2 separate regions of the Homo sapiens genome follow, and region 1 is linked to region 2. A link is a loop called in an ENCODE intact Hi-C map of the cell type or tissue named here. Cell type or tissue: heart right ventricle. All regions are shown on one strand. Each heading gives the region's core, and the rest is flanking DNA. Links, peaks and the distances in the headings are about the cores only. Region 1 overlaps MAST4 (microtubule associated serine/threonine kinase family member 4). Region 2 overlaps MAST4 (microtubule associated serine/threonine kinase family member 4).

Evidence for each region. Peaks named below come from ENCODE experiments on the same cell type or tissue, not always from the same donor. Only the 100,000 strongest peaks of a DNase experiment are listed, where the experiment ranks them.
Region 1: it touches region 2 in a loop (3-fold over the local background); 56 of 110 quality-filtered maps call a loop at or near these places.

What each region holds. Positions count from the first base shown.
Region 1 is chr5:67,146,247-67,154,585 of GRCh38, reverse strand. MAST4 (microtubule associated serine/threonine kinase family member 4) reads right to left here. Exons shown (of 29, transcript NM_001164664.2): 24 at 4,997-5,197; 25 at 1,720-1,949; 26 at 1,006-1,128. Among named protein-coding and RNA genes, the nearest start is that of CD180, 46 kb to the left of the region's middle. In heart right ventricle, for the core only: a CTCF peak has its summit at 4,460 (motif pointing right); no DNase peak of the experiment used is centred there; H3K4me3 peaks cover 1,022 bases; H3K27ac peaks cover 1,364 bases.
Region 2 is chr5:66,811,012-66,819,350 of GRCh38, reverse strand. The region is part of intron 3 of MAST4 (microtubule associated serine/threonine kinase family member 4); the gene reads right to left. Among named protein-coding and RNA genes, the nearest start is that of MAST4-AS1, 190 kb to the left of the region's middle. In heart right ventricle, for the core only: a CTCF peak has its summit at 4,755 (motif pointing left); no DNase peak of the experiment used is centred there; H3K27ac peaks cover 513 bases.

The DNA of each region.
Region 1 (8,339 bases), core at 282-8,281, 340 kb before region 2:
ATAGAAATGGGATCATCTGAGTCTGCTAAGAGACCTTGCCAGAGTCCTCTAGGGGAAATACACATTCAAATTTCATAGAAGCAGGAAGAGAAGTTTTAAAATACAGAATTCTATTAAAATACTTTACAAAATAAATCACGAAAGTGATCAATTATGTCTCAGCAAAATAAGCAAATGTATACTTCTCAATATATACATTTCAGTGTATTATTTCTTATTCTAATGTTGTGAACAGACATATGATACTATCTAGAGATATGCTGTCGCAGGAGCTGTTCTGCATAAAATACAACGCTGCTATAAAGAATGAAAAAGACAAATCAAATAACTGAACAGAACTATCTGAGAGCTATCTGAGAGGATCAGTGTGTGTCCTTTCTCTCTCTCCATTTACAGTCATGCTTCCTGTGACCTTCTTACTCCATAGGCTATATTCTGCTTACATTTTAAGTAGAAATTGATCCCTGTTTAAGTTAATTTGTATGGTGGGGAGGGAGGCCTAATAATTGCTAGAACTTCTTCTTTCAGTACCACTTATTTTTTATAATTTATAGTACATGTGTATATATTTACAATTTTATCTTTCAAAGGAACTCTAATTCTCAGACTAAACCTTCAGATCAAACCTCACAGTTTAATACAATTTTGTCTTCTAGTATACTAGAATGAAACCTGTTAGAAGTTCCTGAAGGAAGTCACCTTCAGGATAGGTGACTCTCCAAATAGATGTCACTGTGTAAGGTATATAAACAAAGAGAATTCTTACTACTTACAATTTAGAATGAGAAGCAAAATTAAATTAGGGAATGAGTATGCAGATATAAGGACATTATTTCATGACATAAAACCAGAGAATTCATAATATCTTTGTCTTTAAACTTGAGACTAATGAATACTTTCTCAGTAATCAGACATGGGTGTGACACAGGGAAATCAATCTCCTGGTACTAGCCCCTTTGGGCTGCCTGTCTCATCAGCATGGCCCTGACATAAAACATACAATACCTTCAGTAGGAGTTCTATAACTTCTGTGTGGACAAGTCCATGCACTGGTTCTCCATTGATGTGAGTGATAAGATCTCCAGCCTTCAGTCCTGCCTGGCATGCCGGACTTCCTTCTTCTACATTCTAAAGTCCAAGAGGAGAGGATATTTGTAGGCAAACAAATGACTACTCTAACACCTACTGTGTCTTCTGGGAGAATAATGAGTTAATTAGCAAATGTCCTAAGCCTCTAATAGAAAATCTAACAGGTACGTTTACTATTCCTATTCTATCATTATTCTAAAATAGGAAACTTTCTATGGTACTTAGAAATTTTCAGGTGATTCAGACTGAAAGTACCAGAGCCACAAAGAAAAAAAAATGAATGACCAAAACATTTCAGGTGATTTGAGAAGGTCATTTTTAAAAAGAAGGCTAGGAAAAAATGATAAAATAAAAGAAGGATGGAAATAGGATTGCCTTTGACTATGTCTACCAGCTTGGTATGTAAGAAAGAACAATCGAATATGAAAACTGGACAGAATTATGAGATATTCGTTTTTGCTAAATTCAATTCCACCATACACATACAGGGATGGAGCTCTAAAAGGAAAATGAAACAGGTCGCAAATGCAAGCTTAAAAGTAAATATATTTGCTATTTATCAGCCAACCTATCCACTCTCCAGCTTGGCTGGAAATGAAAAATCCCAAGTGCGAGACATGCAGGTCTTACCCAGACGATATGGTGCACTGTATAGATGTCACTGTCTCCCACATACACCCGGATGGCTCGGATGGTAAAGCCGTAGTTCTTCCCCGAACTGTGGATCACAATCGGCTGATGTGGACTGGCAGAAGCTGCTGAGGAATCTCGGCTGGGAGAGGAATCTCGTGAAGAAGAAGGGTCCGAGGACAGGGAATGGGGAGACATTGGACTTCCCAGAGGGGAAACAGCAAACATATCTGTAACAAAGAAGCCAGTCATCAAAGCCCATGTGGCTCACACAAGCATCCATGCAGGCAACCCTCACCCCATGAGCCTTGCCAGGACTGGGGGCATAGTCACAACACAAATCCATTTGTTTCCAATAGCAAAATGAAGATGAAATAATACAAAAATGTTTCTATCAGTAACTAGCATGAATTCCAAAACTGTCAAACTTCAAGAGTGTTGCTATTTTAACTAATTTTTCAGTTAGGAAAGAGAAAGAAATTTCAATACTCTCATGTTATAATTTTTTAGTTTCTATGCTTATTAAAAGACACCACAAGGATTAGCCTCTGGCTGTGACATTTTTACTTAATGTTTTATTTTAAGTAAAGAAATAAATCATAGATGCATATATTTCAAGTATGTCTTCATGTGGAGAAGACTGTATGTATTATATTAACAGATACTGGATTCCAAATTCTTCACTAAACAATTTTAACATGGTCCTTTTCAACACACATGGCCAGGAAAGCAATTTATCAATTTACCAGCTGATTTCTACAATGCTATTAAATGAATACTGATTAAAGAATTTTAACTGGCCGGGTGTAGTGGCTCACACCTGTAATCCCAGCACTTTTGAGAGGCCAAGGTAGGCTGGTCGCTTGAGCCCAGGAGTTCAAGACAAGCCAGGTAATATGGCTAAACCCTGTCTCTACAAATAATACAAAAAATTAGCCAGGAAAGGTGGCATGTGCCTGTAGTCCCAGCTACGTGGGAGACTGAGGTGAGAGGATCACCTAAGCCTGGGAGGTCGAGGCTGCAGTGAGCCGTGACTGTGCCATGGCACTCCAGCCTAGGCGACAGAGCAAGACCCTATCTCAAAAAAAAAAAAAAAAAAGAAAAAAAGAAGAAAAAAAAAAAGGAAAGAATTTTTAATCAGGAAAACAATGAAGTGGTGACTTCTCTATAAATGAATAACATTACTGTGGTGACAACTGATTCTCTACATATATTACTTGCAATTCTAATAAGGTTTCTGAGAGGCTAATGCAGGTGAGATAGAGAAACCTGAAGAGAATCTCATTGCATATTCCAAAACACCAAATCTACTGCTTTCTTTGTTTTAGAAGCAAACTGCTATGCTCTGAATGTCTGTGTCCCCCTAAAATTCCTATGTTGAAAACTAACCCCCAAGGTAATGGTTTTAAGAGGTGGGGCCTCTGGGAGGTGATTAGGTCATGAGGGCTCTGCCCCTCATAAATGAATTAGTGCCCTTATACAAGAGGCTGCAGAGAGCTTGTTCTTCCCTTCTGCCATGTGAGGAAATAGAGAAGGTGCTGTCCATGAGGAACAAGCCCTTGTCAGATGCTGAAACTGTCGCCACCTTGATCTTGGACTTCCCAGGCTCTAGAACTGTGATCAACAAATTCTGTTATTTATACCTTACCCAGTCTAAAGTATTTTGTTATAGCAGCAGAAATGAATGCTTTTTAGTTCATATCCTTGTTTCATCTACGTGAATCTAAACAGATCTTAACTGGTCATGTGAAACTGTCTGTGTGTGTGTGCACTTGAGAAAAGGCAGAATAATCTACAAAACATGCTGCGGTTTAAACATGAGCTCGGTTGGAGCCAGGCTACAAAGTTCCCAGTGCTACTGAAGGCTCACCAGGGTGTGGTGAGTTCCATTGTGGCTACCGTAAGCTGAAAGTATCCATACTACCCACTATTTCAATTCTTATGCTTGTTCAAAGAAGAGCAAAGCCAACTGTATCATGACCCATGCTCCTTCCCTCTCTGACTTCATGTAGCATCTTGGCTGTCTTCTGCTGGCTCTCTTCTGTCTAATCAAAGGACAGGGGAAGAGATGCATGCTGGCAGGCAGGGAACTTCAAGACATGCAGGTGGGAGGAGGTCACTGTGGACACACATAGATCCCAAACTGCTGAAAGGCCAGGCCCCCACTTCTTTACCTTCTGATGGTCTCCCTTATCTCCCCAAATCAAATAATTTCCTTGTTCTACCAAAGTACGGGCTTCCTAACCAGCTTTCAAAACTGCACTGGCCCATATCCAACTTACCTTCCCATCTGTGCAGCTGCACCAGGACCATCATCTTCAGCTTATGAAGAGTCACACAGACTAGGGATACAGGTGTTTGTTTTATGGTGCTAAACAGGACACCTCCCAGAAACTGAATCTGCTAGATTGAGCACTACTCCCAAATGAGCATTTGTTTATGTCAAATTGCTTTCTGCACAAATATGAAGCTTCAAAAACATAAACAATGCCTTTTATACATGATCTGTTTTCTTCCAAAAACAAGCCATCTGCAATATAATTCGAGTCCCATTCTACTCTCTTGCTGTCATTTGAGTGATATCACAACCATCAGGGTGTATATTTCATTTCTGCCAGTGGGATTACTACAGAGTTAGTGATCAGTAGTGGCAAAACCAGTTTGTGGGAAAATACTACAATTCAACAAAACCTTAATTAAGCCCAGTTTTCCAAAACAGGGCAGAAGATGATTTGCTACCAGTAGGAGGAAGCATAGCTCAACTGACAGGGTTGGGAAAACCTAGAATTTCAATGCTGTCTGTGACTCTATCTCCAGAAATGAAAAGCTTAACTATTTTCCTCATTAATTAGATGAGAAAAACTATATACTTAGCTTTCCAACACAAATGTTGTAAACAGCTCTATAAAGTGTATAAATTATACATACTCTAGAGAAAAAAAATTATTCAAGGAAGGAAAATTTATCATTTAACTTGGAGGGAGAAAAGAAAACGAAAGGAAACAAAACAGAAACAAGCTTTCATGGGAAGGAAGCCTCTCTTGTACCCCTGATGCAGAAAGTGAGATGAAATAGGCCAAAATGCTCCTTGGCGGCCCTACAAATCCTGCAGGAAGAATTCAGAGTCTGCAGGCAGAAGCTCTCAAGAGCTGTCCTGGGACATGACCCGTTATTACTTCAAGCAATCTTGCATCTCATTCAGCATTCCAAATTGGGAGAGGAGGGATGGGACCACATGCACAAATCACACAATTTCATGCAAGTAGTATCTCTCTACCTCCTGGGATCATGAGGGAAAGAGCACTGGCAGAGAGGGACTTTGTGACTTTCCCCGAGATTTTCTTTTTTTCTGTGCTTTCTAATCGCTGCCGAGCCATGTGAGAAGCGGGTTCACTGGATGGCTTTGAGGAATTATCTGTACTGTCCACACACTCGCTTCGTCCATTTATCTGATCCAAGTGCTCTGAAAAACTGCCAACTGTACAAAGAAGAAGGGATAAACACATTCAGGAAAATCCAGGATAGGAGAGGTGGGAAGACGGGAAGAGAGAGACAGCAGGAAGAGTAAACGCCAGAGAACATACTCCTATGTGGCCAGTAAGTCCAGACGGTGTCAGGCGAACATTAACAACATGTGATTGCTTTGAGAAAGGTGACGTGGAGGAGGAAGAGATGGAAGAGGCATCTATTCAGGCTTCATTCTACCTGTACACAAGTCTGCTAATTCTCAATCCATGACTCCATGTAACCAGAGGAATTAGTTTCTTTCAACAATCTATATTTTTGAAACCTTGCAGAGATAATTCTGGTGCCCCTACCCCCCCCATACCATGAAAGGCTGTGCCATGAATCAAATATTACCTCCCAAACACCATGGCCGCCCACTTCATACTGTGATTACCTTATGATACTGATGATTATCATTATCAATGCTGTTAATTATAATTTTGACCTGTGGACATTTTTTCATCACTCCCTGTAGACTTACGTCTGTGCTGTTAGAACACACCTCATACTAGGCTGAGGCAAGTAACTGATAGAAAAGTGCCTAAAGTGTCTCTTCTCACTTCTCAGGCCATATGCCTCCTTTCATTCTAAGCTCCCTGTACATTTCAAAGGACAAGCAAGACAAAGGATATTACTCCCTCCATTACTCAAGTTCACTTCATCCTGCTGGCTTTTAATCCAGTGTATCATATGCTGATCCTCCCTCATGCTATTTCCTCTCCCCTCTAAACCACACCTTCTTTACTTTTAATTTTGTTAATCTTTAATATAAACTGGAGTTATTTTTAACTTAAAAAAAATTAGGGCTTCCCTCAACAACGGAGCGTAAGAGAGGATAAATATGGAGGGGGGTGCAGAAATGGAACATCACTGACCCTGGTCTGGTGAATGCAGAGGCCGAGAGTAAAGAAAGCTCTGCAGCAGGGTGACATTTTGAGTCCCCCAGAAGGAAGCTGAACAGCTATTCCTTTTGATTTGTCCTACTTTTTCTTTCCCAGGTTATCGGTTTTCTATCGTGTTTTTCTTTAAAAACATCATTGATAGCACATTTTTGTCCATCCAGGAGAGAAAATGCTCATCTCATTTTACTTCTACATGCTACATTATAAGCCCCATGTGCTTAAAAATCATCAACTGTCTCATCACCTTTAGAGATACAATCCATGCAGAGTATTAACACCACTATAAATGATCCTTTGAAAGAGCGGCCAGCACATTTCGAAGTGCTGACCATATGACACTGTTTGCCTGGGAAAGAGTTAGACTTAGACTCAACTAGCATTTCTCTTACACTGCTGTCTATATACCACTCAGTGGTATGGTTGTAGTTTGGCCCACGCTCATGGACAAAGTTCAGATCTTACAGCTGTGGTCTAGGCTAAGGGTAGCTGGGAACTTGGACAGCAGCTTTAGTCATAGCACACTTTGTGGTCATCTACTGTGCATATGTACAGGAAAAGATTCATGGACTTCCACATAACACCCATCTGACCAACAAAGGGAGATAACCTTAAGGCAAATATCAATGTTTTTACTCCTATATGCTAAACTCATTCTCATTTAACAGAATATTCCATTCTCTTACAGAAATCAGCTACTGAAGGTCTTGATAAAAACTGCTTCACAAGTAATAAATCTCATCTCACAAAACTTAAGCTTCCCATTGAGTAAGGTACACACTTCCTTCTTTGTAATTTGGTTTGGATGGGATCACTGACAAGTATAAAATGAAAAGCTGAATCTCTTTACAATGAGTAATTGTTGGATACGTTTGACCCCTACATCTAAGACTTCAAGACGTTTATTTTTCATGGCTTCAAACACAATGTAGTCATGATAAAAGAGAAACATGTATAAAGTTGTACTTCCCTAAATGCCAGAGTGTGGATATACAACCTTGTGTCACCTCTCCCTCTTGCCTCTGCCATCTTATTTTGCAGCACTGCATATAAGCGTGAGCTTCTTTTCTGCCAATGGTAGATAATGTCACTTTAATGTTCTCTAAATGTCAAGGGTTCCTTCTTTTTGGTGGTGGAGCAATATAAAAATCAACAAATTTAATTTTACTACAGTCACGGTTTTCAGACTTCCTAATTACCCTTGGCTATAAGCAAATCAGCTCATCTCTCTATTCTGCACAGCCCCCAAGGCCTTTGATTATTTTTAGTGTGCGTATGGGGGAGAGAGAGAGAGAGAGAAAGATGGTGTGAATCTATTAATCAAAATGCATGGCAGGACCTAGGTGAATTTTTTTTTTAATTATGAAAGTAATCAATCAAATGCTTAGACACGATTCCCCTCCCTTCCCCTCCTACCTTTCCGGTAGTGAGCAGGCTGAGGAGACTAAGAGATAGTAAACAGTTCACTATATTAAGAAAAAAATTTTAAATGGAGGTGAATATACTCTATTCAGAGTAAGGTAACTAAGAACCAGATAAAGGCCTTTGTAACCAGGAATAGAAAATACCAAGATATCTACATATGATCTGAGCATCAGCATGAACTAGAGATGGTCAGGCATCTTAGTCTAATAGGTTGCCTTTACACTACTTCCTCATTGCTGTTCTCTTGGCTTTATGATTAGGATAAGTGGAATTACGCAACATGAAAACAGAACTGAAGTGAAGACAGAGAAGAAAATCCAACATTATTTTCCCCCACAATAAACTATAAGCACATGTGAAGCTTCACAGATCCAAACTTCTTAGTGAGGTTGAAATAAATCCAGCCCATAAAATTTTTCCTGAAATGATTAAAAAAAAGCTTACACTATGAATATTCAGTTAGTTTAAAAAATGTTGACGAAAAATCTTGGAATCATTCATGGTTATCAATACAGCATATTGAACGTAGCTTAATGAAAACATTCATTACAGCAATTCTAAGCCATATACATCTCTCATTTTTTGAAAAAGCATAAATGCACATACTCTATAGAAGAATATGCTGTGCATAAAATTTTTATAAATCAAATGATATTTTAAATGAACTTAAGAGGCTTGTTTTGGTGCAATTAATTGCAAGTTTGAATATCTAGTGAGGATACCTCCATTACTAATGACCAGCAAGTATCCATGATATATTAAGCTCCTTAAAAATCTGTGAAGACACTG
Region 2 (8,339 bases), core at 146-8,145:
AGCACTTCTGGTGACTTTCACCAATATTGAGCAGCCAAATAGGTTTGAGAGGTATATATAAATTATTTTTTTTAAATAGCTAAGTTTCTTTCAGGTAGCAATGCAGAAGGCTAGATGTTCCCCCATGAATCTTGCTCGTCATTCCACCAGTCCCTGCATTTGGTTTGACTTCCTATCATCCTGCACTAACATGTCATCCACTTCAGACACAAATAGAAATGAGGCTGCCACCTGCCAACTAGTTAACAGTTAACAGTTGAAAGAGAAGTGCTCCCTGAGACTCTATCACATCACACGGTAAGCAATGTGTGTTCCCCTTCTCTATGACATTAACTCCGTCTTCTAGCATCCCTTAACTCTTTTTAACACAAAACGGGCTCCAGATTCTATCTCATTAATCCTCATCAGTTTCTTGAGAAGTAGAAAGAAAAGAGACCGGTCCAATTTACCAATGAGGAAAGTGAGACAATGAGGTTCCAAGAAGAGCCCAAGGTCATGAAAATAGTAAAAAAGGCAGAGCTAACAAGAGAATTCAGGCTTTGTATGCCAGAACGAAGGGCCCAGGTGGCCGCCATGTTCCTGAACACCTCCCCTTTTTCCTGCACTTTCCTCATCCTTCTCATCACCACTGCAGCAGCAATCCAAGGGCAAGCGCTGCCCTGCAGAACTTTCAGATAGACACACAAACAAATAAAAAACCAAATGTGCACGTACCCACACATACATATGCATATAGTGGGAGAAACAGAAGCATTAAGTGAAGATCAGACCAAGGAGATATACATAGGAAGAAGTCACATTAAGTATCACCTGAGGACACAGTATTTGTATTTATCTAGTTGAGCAAGAGGATGTGGAAATTACAATGTTTAAACTACAAGGGCACAGACCATAGTGAAATCTGTTCTGTTTTTTTTTTTATTTTTAGTGGCAAAATTTCTCTTTATACTACAAAACCACAGAGTCAAGCATCAATACTCAAAATACCATGTGATTCTTGGGGTCAAGGTATACATTGAGTCCATGGCTCTTCCCTAAGACTCTGATGAGCAGCTGCTCTCTCTTTTGCCTTTCTCCGTCTCTTAGTTCAAGAAAAGCAAACGTATGCCTAGTTTTCTTAATAACATTTTAAAATTATAAAAGTAATAGATGTCTATGGTAGAACATCTGGAAGATACAAGAACACCCTAAAGTCATATCTAATTTAAATGAGCAATGATTTATAACCAAAATGTACATGCACTCTTATGTATACAGGACCTGGAAACTACTATTAAATGTTGTCTTTAAAATAGCTCTTAAAGTAAAATTTAAGGATGGCTTTCTTTTACCAAAATCCATTTACAGCACTCTTCCAAAAAATGACAGTAGACGTTTAAGAAGTTTGATCCTTCTGGAAGTTGATTTAACTTCTTGGATTTATTTTCTCTCTAGCTTATATAAGAATTTAATAGGGGCTCTAGCACATTATCCTTAAAAATCAAGACAATCTATCTCAAGTTTTATACACTGATATAAAGTCCCTCTGTTCTGTTTGAAATCCCCAGCTCATTCATTTATATTCATTAATCTTAATGATATCATTAATGCACAATGTGTTTCACAGAAACTAATTGTATTTTGCCAGAATCAAACATTCACAATTATGCCTCCCATTATCACCTAATAAAATAAAATAAAATTTAAAAATTCTCAGGCACGACAATGAATATTTTGGTATATTAACTGATTTGCATTTTTAATGCTATAATAAATTGACCAGATTATCATCAATTAGATAAATTAATATTCTTTAAGTAAGGCAATGGGGAATTATTTTGTTAGAAATTGACAGCACTTTACTCTCACTTCCTTGAGCTTTATTGAACATAGGCTTAGCCCTCTTTGTCCCCTTATCTAAAGCTGGCTTTTGTGACTCAAGCTAATACCACACAACAGAACATATTCTTCTTTAATTTTATATACTTATCATTGCTTTAAGCAATGACAGGAGATTAGGGAGTCAATGGTTTTTCAAGTAAAGGAGAACTATCTACCTGGGCAATAAAAATGCCCTGAGTCAGAAGTACATGAATCGATTTGTTTAAATCATTGTATTACTATTTTGTTTTATCCCCTTGATTCAAAAGCCAATCACTAAATATCTACTATGAATCAGGCATTATGATGGATGTTAAGAATAGACAGAGGAAAAAGGCTCAGTCCCACCAGAATGCAGTCATGGGGTCGCAAGACACATGGATAAACAAATAAAATACAAGGAGATAAGTGGAGACCCAGGACAAGATACTCCAGGTGCTGGTGGGGCAGAAGCACCGAGGAAGGGAATAACTCAGAAGGGTGGGTAGAGGGTAAGGGTAGGTTTGAGAGACGAGGTGAACAGAGTCCAAAACAGTAGTTCTCAAATTTATCTGCACATTAGAATCACTGGAGGGTCTTTTATAAATTTCAAAAAAACTAAGGCCACAAACAGGCCAATTAAATCACAATCTCTGGAAGTAAGTAGTTTCTGAAGTCACCCCAGGTGATCCCAAAGTGCAGACAAGTTTAGAAATCCCAAGTCTAATGGAAGCAGAAATTCTAAGTGGGGTAGAGGATGGATGGGGAGCTGGGGGAAGAATGCCAAGCCCAGAGAGCCGCATGTGCAAAGGCAAACATGGGTAATGGAGCTGAAAATGCAGTGTGATGGCAGCCGGGGTACAGTGGGCCTGGCTCCTAAAGGCAGCCATTCTCTCCAACCTCAAACCATCCTGGACTTTGATACCTGTACAGATCTACAAAACCAGACCCCACAAATTCTGTCCCTTTCTCTTTCCAGGTTCGCAGAGTATAATTTCCTTCTGCTTACTACACTCTTACATAAAACAGCTCAAATACCTAAAAGACTTTCCTACTATGTTCCTGTAATATTTATCATAAATGATTATAAAACTTGAGGAAAGGTGAGGGGATGAGAGAGGTGATTGATTAGAAACAGAGGGAAAGGAAGCACTGATTCCTGTGGCCGTGAACAGGGGTGCCCAGTCTTTTGGCTTCCCTAAGCCACATCGGAAGAAGAATTGTCTTGGACCACACAAAAAATACATGAACACTAACAATAGCTGATGAGCTTAAAAAAAAAAGAATCACAAAAAAAAATCTCATAATGTTTCAAGAAAGTTTACAAATTTGTGTTAGGCTGCATTCAAAGCTGTCCTGGGCTGCGGGTTAGACAAGCATGCCATAAGATAATATTTTTAATCTCTTTTCACCAAAGACTAGCATTTGCATGGAATGGCAGGGCACTTTTCCTCAATCTTCCTCTAAAATTGAAGTTCAGTGAACTGGATAAGTCCTGTCTATCCTGGCTTTACTGAAGACATTACATGACTCAATTATTAAAAGCTAACAGGTTCCTCCTCCTTTTCCTCCTTGAGGTTTCTCTAATGCCACCTGAACCCTGGTGATGATTCCATACTTTACCTGACAACCCTGAAAACCTGTCACCACTCTCCTCTGGGACAGCAGGTAAGGACGTTTGTGAGGAGCCTGTTAATTGTACACTTCAACTGTCCTCTAAAGAAAACTGGATTCAAAAGGATGTATGTATCCTGTTTTACCTACAGACAAACCTAATAAATTAAATCTGATTCTTATTTGTAAAGCAATACCCTAAGCCATCATAAATAATACCAGTTTCTTTAGGGGGAAAAATAAAATAAAATCTGAATGCTTTACCAGAAAGAAGAATTTTTTAAAAACGTTATTTGTCTTCTGAAATACAAGGAAAGCAGTCTCCCCTTACACTCCAGGGATAAGTTCCAGGATGCCTGGTGAATGCCCGAAACCACAGATAGTACCAAGCCCCATATATACTGTTTTTTTTCTATTAAAATATATACATACGTATGATAAAGTTTATAAATTAGGTACAGTAAGAGATTAACAAGAATAAAATAGCACAATTATAACTATGCTGTAATAAAAGTCATGTGAATGTAATCTGTCAAAATACTGTACTGTATTCACCCATTTAAACCACAGAAAGTCAAGCCTCAGATAAGGGGGGAATATGTTACTAATTTTACTGCTCAGTTTTCAGAAGGGATACTTGGATTAAGAAATAGAAATGTCGCTTCCTTTATATGCTTCTAAAGAAGTATTTTTAAACATTTTGGTATAAAAATCATAACTAATATGTGCTCAGCATGGAGTTATTCATTTAGCTATGTTTAGTTGTGCATGCAATAAGAATTACTGATAATGCATTCTAGCAACATGAAGTCTATTCCTTCAAATGTAAGTTATACCTAACATGTTCCACTAATTTTTTAAAAAGTTACTGGTAGGAATCCCTCTAGCTCAAGTATGCACCATTTTCAGAACATAATTCAAATATATAAACCTAGGATGTCTAAACATCTTCCATACGTTATTTTATATACTCAGAATGCTAGCAAGATTAACAGCATTCTCTTACTTGCAGCAGTGATCTGCAGCCCAACTTTTGTGGGGAAAAAAAAAATCTCTAGGATGCATCATAAAGCTTTTTAATTTCAACAAGTCTATTAGCATTTAAAAAGTTCTTCCTGGCAATTTTGTTACAATGAGAGAATTAGAATGTTTTCTTCCCCCAGTTGACTTAGCAAATCACCTTGCACGTAGGGCATACCTTTATCTCACATGCTTGACAGATACATCTTTTTAAAAATCCCCAGTATTTTTACCTCCATCCCTTGCAAAGGAGATTTGCTGATGTGCCACCTAGTGGACAAACTACCACCTTCATCAGTGCATTTCACCTTGTCTCTGGAGATGAAGATCAGAAGAAATATATTTCAGAGGATCATCTAATGAGAAATGCGGAGCCTGTCCCATCAAAGGTGCTCTAGAAGGTGATGCTCTGAATGAGCCAGAAGGGACTGCTGGCCTCTTTTACATATCTGTGGCTGCTCCTCATACTTGATTAGGCGCAAGGGAGGTAGCCAAAGGTAAAAAAAGCCCCACAACAGGAAAATGCTTGCCCGAGGCCATAATGAAAGTGATCACCTCCCTCCCACGTTGATGACCCAGCATCCAAGAGCTCCCTAGCACTGAGGAGGCACAGTGAGCAATTCTTTATTTTTCCAAATGTTTGAAGTACATGTTGATCATAAACAGGTTATTCTGATTTCATAATTTGTTACTAGGCCAGGTAACATCACAAAACTGAAAAATATCTCCTTCCCTAAGGTCCCAGGGGAGAGAGAAGGAACAGAACAGCACTGTCTGCTCCTGAGAAGTGGCCCCTGGAGGCCCATCCTCCTCTTAACCCACACAGGTCCCCCGGATCAGGTCCCCCGGATCAGGTGAAGCAGAAAGTGTTCAACTCCTCTCTCCTGACTTTCCAGAGATGACAGACAAGTAGGATAATTAAAGACCTTATCACACTATCTCATGTTCCCAGTAACCTTCCAACAAAACAATTCTGAAAGCAATGTAAGAGTGCAGCATGCAATTCTTATTTTGTCTCCCCATCAAACTACTAGATTTGCATCTAACATTCCTTCTTTCACAACTAACTACTACTTCCCATGGACTCATTTTTCTGTTTCAAGCTGTCAGAAATAAAAATTCCAGGTTCAGAGTTAAACCACCTATTTCTTCTCATTAGGTGAAATATCTACTCAATGCCATGTAATTAGCAGTTTTATAAAACTGACACTTAAGTACCAATCTTCTGCTTTTCCCATTTGGATAATTTATAAGTAAAAATACATGGCAATGTTGCAAGACTCAGAGATATTCTGTTCAGAAGCTGCACCTGGAGGAAATTCTCCTGCATCTGCCTTTCCTAAGGGAGCAGAGATGGCCGAAAAGTACAAGAAAGGCAACTGAACAGCTGGAATCTCTTTCTGGTTCTTCCACTACACTCTTGTATGACTGTGGAAAACTCAGTTAATAAACTGTTTCCTTTCATTTGTCTTAGTTTCCTTGAAGGAGGGAAAAATACACTTGTCTGGTTTTACTCTCCAATATTTTAGTTTAAAATTTTTCAAACCTCCAGTAAAGTTGGAAGAATAAACATGCTTATACCCAGAATCAGCAAATGTGAACATTCCTCTATAATTGCGATACATATTTTGTGAAAATGCATCCCAAACACAATTTTTTCAATTTAATAGAAAAGTCTTGAGATGAAAAGCTCCCCACAAAGTGATAAAAAGTTAATAACTATATATTGAGCAAGATTTCCTAAGAATATTTTTTGTCAGGAATTAGATTTCCTCAAAGCTCTTGGAATGCAACAGCATTCTCATTAACACTTTCCAGGAAATGCTTCCATAAGAATGGTCAGTCTTAGCTGAATCCTAGAAACATTCCACTTCGGAGCTGGAAACCATGTGTTTCAAATGCTCCATTTTAATGATGCGCAAACTGAGCCCCAGTGATGCTGCTTCTTATCAGCACTAACTTTTTATTTCCCATAAATAATACACTTCTAAACTGCAAGAGAGGTGGTGACTTCAGAAGGAAAAGGAGAGAATAGGGAAGATGTGAACGGAAGGGAGCAGGAGCAGGTAACAACACATTGTCAAGAGCACCAGCTCCCAAAACCCACTGACAGCGCCCCGCAGCACACAGCATTACTACGTACCAAGGGCAATGCAGAAGAGCTGTCCATCTAAGCAAACCACAGCCTTTTACTACCAAATGTGCAAAATCCACACATTCACCCTCAGCCCTACAACTCCCTAATTCAACCGTCTGACCCACTTCACACGATGCAAGCATTTCTATTTTTCCGCTTTGTAGATTACGCTATTAATGTTTCTTCTGATTATTTCCTCAACACAGGTTCTATCGGAGCCAAGATTTGACCATGGCAATGAAGCTGTACCCGTGTGGCTCTGCAAGATAACCCACCTCTCTAAGTGAACATAGGCAGGGGCTCTCCTGAGGACAGACGATAAGTGTTCTGTTTCCTGGGCCATGTTTCAAGGTTTTGTGTTAGCGATGGGATTTCCTCTGTTATTTTGGTCTTCTACTCAAGAAATACAAAGGCTTTTTGTTCATAAAACTATCTAAGGCCATTTTCACAATCCCTAAATCGATAAAAATAATTCAGCAGCAGAATATTAATTTTCAGTAATATATCTTCTATTGATTGTTTCCTTGGCATACTTCCTGGTCTGGTGTGGCTCAGCGGTCAGCTCTGTACCCAATGGCTGTGTGGTAATGAGACTTATCGATAGCCTTCTAATGCATAAGATTTCACCATTATCCAACTAGCCCGCGCCAGCCTTGCATCATGTTGTTTGCGGTTCTCTCCCTCCCGACCCAAACACAGCCCTAGACCATGGCTAAGAAGCAGTTTACAGCCATCAACTGCTTCATTTGTAAAATTAGGGCACTCACGTACTCCCCTGTAAAATACTTGGAGATGTTTTGATAAATTACAGCCTAGGTACACAATTCCAGTATTGATTCCTAAAGTCACCAGGTTCTCTACCCACCCCTACTGCATTTGCAACTATCTTTTAAATATCTTTTCTCTTTTCTGAGGAAAGCATCCAAAAACCTGACAGGTACCATTATTTAGAGTGTGCAATGCCTTCATCGTTTGAGAGTAACAGGTCAAACTCATTTTCATTGCCCATTTGCTCCCTTTACATGTGAGTGCACTAGGACCCAACAGATGGCTAAATCAAGATGTTCACCAGATTAGACTTTCTTGACATGACTGACTACTAAAAAGCTTAAGATAACAGATGTTAACCTACCCAGAATGTATTATATGTTCTATCAAGACATCAGAAATACTCCGAGGCTTTCCCCAGCTCGGAAATGCATCCAATTTATTTGAATAAAAACAAAGAAAAGTGGCAAAGAAGGGGGCTGGGTAGAGAGACCAAGAACCTATTTCCCAACCTTTCCTGGATCATTTTCTCAGTTAAAGTTCTAACGTGTTTAGATGAGTCTGTCCTTTAGGTATTTTTTTCATGAATATAGGCTGCTTTTTATTTTTCCCTCCTACCCAAAAATGGTGTCATTAAAAACAAAAAGCAGAGTGCTGTTGCAGAGTAATATATTACCTTCACTAATTTGCAAACAATCAAGCTACATGTGGCCATAAGCCGTTTATTCCTGGCCACAGCCAGCCTAGGATTCCTCAGCAGCAGAGCTGAGAGGCAGCAGAGCGTTACTGACATCTCTCTCTGCAGTGCTCAGAGGCCAACTGTGAGGGAGCCCAGGTGGCCGCACAGGAGAGGCCAACATGAGCCACTTCTGCCTGGCAGATCCTCCAAGTCTCTGCCCGGTTCCTGTGCGTGCCTGGCCCTGCTCTATTCCCGAAAGCCATTGCCTGAAAAGCCCCTAGT